Linked DNA regions of Mus musculus: region 2 is linked to region 1. Evidence: chromatin contacts called from ENCODE Hi-C or POLR2A ChIA-PET data. All regions are on one chromosome and are shown on one strand. The core of a region is the stretch at or near the end of the contact, and the rest is flanking DNA. Distances in the headings are between cores, read along the strand shown.

The links. A loop is a pair of places that touch in the nucleus more often than their neighbours do. ChIA-PET counts read pairs that join two places held with the same protein, here RNA polymerase II (POLR2A).
Region 2: a map of gastrocnemius shows a loop between it and region 1 (5-fold over the local background). The contact joins the promoter of Recql here to the promoter of Pyroxd1 in region 1. A Hi-C loop is called at or near these places in 17 of 37 maps with a recorded cell type or tissue (T-helper 1 cell, T-helper 17 cell, adrenal gland and 5 more). POLR2A ChIA-PET finds 5 or more read pairs at or near these places in 1 of 5 experiments (Patski).

The regions. Positions count from the first base shown.
Region 1 is chr6:142,344,440-142,346,956 of GRCm38, forward strand. It overlaps Pyroxd1 (pyridine nucleotide-disulphide oxidoreductase domain 1), which reads left to right and starts at 1,258. Exons shown (of 12, transcript NM_183165.3): 1 at 1,258-1,368. The coding sequence starts at 1,294.
Region 2 is chr6:142,385,830-142,388,346 of GRCm38, forward strand. Recql (RecQ protein-like) reads right to left here and starts at 1,258. Exons shown (of 15, transcript NM_023042.3): 1 at 1,193-1,258. Golt1b (golgi transport 1B) reads left to right here and starts at 1,414. Exons shown (of 5, transcript NM_025872.4): 1 at 1,414-1,540. The coding sequence starts at 1,516.

The sequences.
Region 1 (2,517 bases), core at 8-2,507:
TTCTAACTATGATAAACAAATGAATCAGGTGTGTTTACATGTGGGTATTACAAATAGAACTATTTTACTGAGATCACCAACCACTGAAGTCACCAGAAATAGTAGCTGGGGTCGTGTCAAGGAGCTTACGACTTTGGTGTAGTTGGGATGAAGTAAAGCAGGGTAGGTTTAAACTCATAAGATGTTTTTGGGCTACATAGAGGCAACTCCTTTCTCCATTTTACAGTTATTAAAGTTATTGATGAGGAGCGGCAGCTTATTGAGGGAAAGGAGTTGCAAAAAGCTGACGTTGTGTGTGCTAAGAAAAGAAAGAAAGCAGCGGTGTCATTCAAAGCTGAGGAGCAAATGGTCTCCTGTAAAACGATGAAGCAGTGTATATCTATAATGAGATATAGAGTCCCTGTTACCCAGATTGGCCATCCTCAGAGTTTAAAGAATTAAAGAGGCATCAATAAATACCAGTGTTAGACAGAGACGATTAAAAAAGGCCTTAATATTAAAATCAAACCGCCAAGCGAGACAATCCACAAGGGCACAAAGATTAACAGCAAGGTAAGAGAGGATACTGCAGAGGAAAGAGGTGAAAACAACTCAGCCATTTCTGAACGCCATTCCTCAGGCAAATGAACACTAGGAAACTATAACTGTTAAGAAATGCTATGTTTTTGCACCTGTACATTTTTACTGAGCTCAGAATTGGAAGTTAGAGGCTAACTTCTTCAACTATTCAACAGTATTTGATTGTCATAAAGATGTCATAAAGAATGAGTTTTCAAAGGCCGGGCATGGTGGCGCACGCCTTTAATCCCAGGACTCGGGAGGCAGAGGCAGGCGGATTTCTGAGTTCGAGGCCAGCCTGGTCTACAAAGTGAGTTCCAGGACAGCCAGGGCTATACAGAGAAACCCTGTCTCGCAAAAAACAAAAACAAAAACAAAAAGAATGAGTTTTCACAATATCCCATTGCTATGTGAAGGGCAGCAATCGAGACTATTCCAGAGGATTCGAGTTCTTCCCCTACAGAATAAGAAGAGGCTCGCATGAAAGTCCCCTAAGGCAGGGGCAACCAGAGTTCAAGATGTGGGCGTGGTAACAGCCGGAAAGTCTGCCTCCAGATTTTCAAACGCAAAACACGTGGGAAATACTCATACGGACTAAGTGTGAGCTTCCGGGCACCCGTAGTCCAATGTCAATGGCCCGAGCGCCGGAAGTGATTTGTGGGCAGCGTCTCTTCCGGGTAGAAAATAGCTGGAACTTTCACCAGTGTTCAGTCTGCCGCCAGCCCCCGGGGAACTATGGAGGCCCCGCGACCGGCAGGGACATTCGTGGTGGTAGGAGGTGGCATCGCTGGCGTCACGTGTGCCGAGCAGGTTCGTGGGCGCGTGCTCCGCCCCTTCTGGACCCTGTTGTCGTGGTTACGGGAGATTGCGGCGGGCGGCACCGCTTCGCGGGTCGCTCTTCCGGCTTTTCCCCACGCCCACTCGGCGGCGCCGCTGGTGGGGAGGCTGCGCAGAGCCCCGTTGTAGCGTTTGGGGCCAGGAGTAGACAGTGCCTAATTAGCTAGGAATCCAAAATCGAACCAGACTCCGGGTGGAATAGTGTGCCAGTGGGCAGGAGACCTTGGCGTTTGGACAGAAAATTCTCCCACTTTTCAGATTTCCTTCACACATGAAATTTAGTTTCTTGATAAGTGCCACGACGTTAATAAATAATTTCAACGTTACCTTGAACTCCAAAGATAAAATTTCATGTCTAGCAGAAGTTTGGGGCAAAGGACTACAGATGAGGAAATTCTAATCATGATAAACAAATGAATCAGATGTGTTTACATGTGCGTATTACAGAAAAGAACTATTTTGTTGCGATCACCAACCGCTGAAGTCACCAGAAATAGTAGCAGGAAGTGTTTTTTGAGTTGTTAAACTTGGGTGGTGCAGCTCCTGTTTATCCATCAAAGAGTTCATATTCCAAGTCACGTCATCACTGTGTTACCTTAATCTTAGGAGTTACTGGTAGGAGTGAATTAAGGTAAGGGGTAATTAACTTCTCTTAATGTGTAAAGATTACCAAATAGAGAAGAAAAACATACTCCACAGTGTAGCCTTCATGGGAAGAAAGCATGACTTAAATTGCAAGCAGAGAAGCTGATAAGAGACAGAAGCAAGGAAGACTGCCAGAGTTCAGACCACATAGGTTGATACGACTTGCTGTGTTTAATGAAAGTCTGCAAATAGATGGTTTCGAGTTAGGGGTGAAAGCTTTGTAAATTTGATTAGCTACAGTGTGTGTGTTAAGGGCAAATGGTCGACAGCTGTGTGAAGCAGGAAGCTAACCTGTAGATAGTTCTCAGGAGTATTAAGTTTTGAGAACTTGATCCAACAAGAAATGTACAAGATAGATTACAGAATATGAAGAGGAAACAAAGGCAGAGAGTGGTCAGATATAGGACATTCAAATAGGTTGAGTCACAGGACTGTTGTATGGCCTGAGGGCGTGGGGTTGAGGGTGCTGAGCTTCGT
Region 2 (2,517 bases), core at 8-2,507, 41 kb after region 1:
GTTACAAGTGGAAGGAAACATGACTTATATTAAAATTTAAAGATTAAAACTTGGCCTGAACATTTAACTCCCCAAACTGTTATGTTTGCTCAATGACAATCTGTTACCATTACATAAAAACAAAATTAGAAAGCATGTTATATTTTGCTTAATTTTGTATTTTTAGTAATTATTTGGGTAGACGTGTAACCTGCCCAAAATTCCCTTGGAAGAACTTAGGTTTTCTGCCTATTTAAGTTTCAACAGTTTGCTAATTTTAAAGTCATTCGTACTCAGAACACAGGCTTTTTTTTGGGGTGGTGTTTTAGTTTTCTGTGTTAGGGGCCAAGGACCTCATTGTGTTCATGAACTGTTGTGAACAACTTTTTTGCTCAATCAATGACAATCTGTCACCATTACATAAAAGCAAAAAACAAACGTTTGAAAGTGTGTTATATATTGCTTAATTTTATATTTGCTAAACCTAAGAGTGCTCTCCAAAGACAGATTCTGCACCCGCCTATTCTCACTTGAACTGTTTCCTTTATCGAATTTGTACCCTTCCTGTGCATGGCTGTTAAGACAGATAAGCCCTGATTAAAGAGTAAGGACAAAACTAACGGACATTTAAGGATGGGTTTAAATCAAGACTCCTCCTTCCTCACGTATGAGAACATCTCCTTATCACTTCCTAGACTGATACTATTCTGCCCATGGACTCTAAGGTCCTGTATCATGGCAGAGCCTGAATCTCTTCACTTTTGTAAACAGCCTAGAAAAAAAAAAATGCCTTTTCCGGAACCTAAAAACAGGCGCTTTCTCTTCGCTTAGGAGAGATTCGGTCTAAGTTCATTTCCTGCCACTACTTCAAATATATATATATTTTTGGACTTTGCTGCCAATAACCTACCCCTTGCCTAAATTAGGCAACTTCACAGCAAAACATAGCGTAGCACGAAATATATCCAAGAACTAAGTTACAAAGAGGTCTGTCAGTCAAAAAACGTGAACCAGGTCCACTGTCATCAGTGCGGAAGGAAAACGCACGCTAACCCTGAGCGCATCCCTCCACCCCGCCGGCTCCACAGACGAGGCAGAAGCGCAAGCTGCGGCGACCAGGGCTCCTGAAAGCGATGGCAGAGACGACGCCCAGCTCCTATCCGCCCAGCAGACAGCCGCGGACCCACGCGCCGGAACCGGCACCACCACGAACCTGTCAGCCGCTCCGCGCGTAAAAACCTTCCCGCCGCCCGGCATGCAGCGCCCACCCTTCCGGATCAGCCCCCTCCACCAATCACAAGCCATTGCCTTCTCTGATTGGCTGCGTGGTGCGGCGTCCGGGTGCACATCCGAACAAGAGCGCGTGCTATTGGTCTCGCTGCAGCCAATGGAGCGCGGCCTTGCGGCCCGGCGGCGGCGGCTGCGTGTTTCCGGAAGACGTGGCGGCTCGGGCCCGGGCGGCGTCGCCGAGGCTCTTCTCCGGACCAGGCTTCGCAGCGTGGGCCCCGAAGCACCGCGGTCCTCGCCGCCGCCACCATGATCTCCCTCACGGATACGCAGAGTAAGCGCTGCCGGGCCCCAGCGTTGGCCGGTGCTCCCGCCTCAGCCTCTGCTCCGCCCCGCAATGAATGGAGCGAGCGCGCGTGGGGCGGCGGCCCGCGGGAGGGAGGGGGCCGTGACGGGAGGACCGCCGACCTGCCTCGGCCCAAGTGCCGCCGCCGCCTTCGCCCCGGTGGCACCCGTGCTCTGTCCCACGGAACAGCCGTCGGACCAAGTTTCCGGGGTGGCGGGAATGGGACTGTCCGCCCGCGCGGAGCGCCTGCAAGGCTGGGGTGGGCTGGGGGCGTAGAGAGCCGTGATCAGACTCCACTGTTACCTACCTACCCAAAATTCCCTTAACAAGGACTTCGGTTTTCCGCTCGTTTAAGTTTCAACCAAGTTTACTAATGTTAAAAAGTCACTTTGTGCTCTGAGCATTGACTTCGATGGTTTAGATTTCTGGGTTAGGAGCCAGGATCACACTGTAGGTTAACGAGGCTGGCCTTGCGCTCATTGTGTCAGTGCTAGCCTTCCCACTTGTAATCCTGCCCCGGTCTCTAAAGTTATGAGATTACAAGCATGAAGGACTCTGCCTGTCTGTACTGGGAAAGGATTTCTTTATTAGTGTTGTATTCTGTACTTCGTGGCGTGTTCTATTTTAGCATCCTGTTTCTGCCTATCTCATCATTCTGACCAGCTTTGCAGTCTTCAGTCTTGCCTTTTTTTTTTTTTTTGTAGCCCCAGAGATTAGAGCATCTCAGCCAAATGTTTCTGCAGACTAGCAGAGCGTTATCCCTATCTCCATCGTTTTCTCTGTGACTTCATTTTTCTATGTTTTCTTATCAATCTTAATTATTTTTCTATTTATAAATTCTACCCAAGCTGGTTACTTTTTAAAGATATCTTTATGGGTATGACCTCTTTTTGCCTCACTTTTGCTCATTACCATGAACTTTGTTTCTTCAAACTATATTCACCTTAGCTTTTCAAGATTCTAAC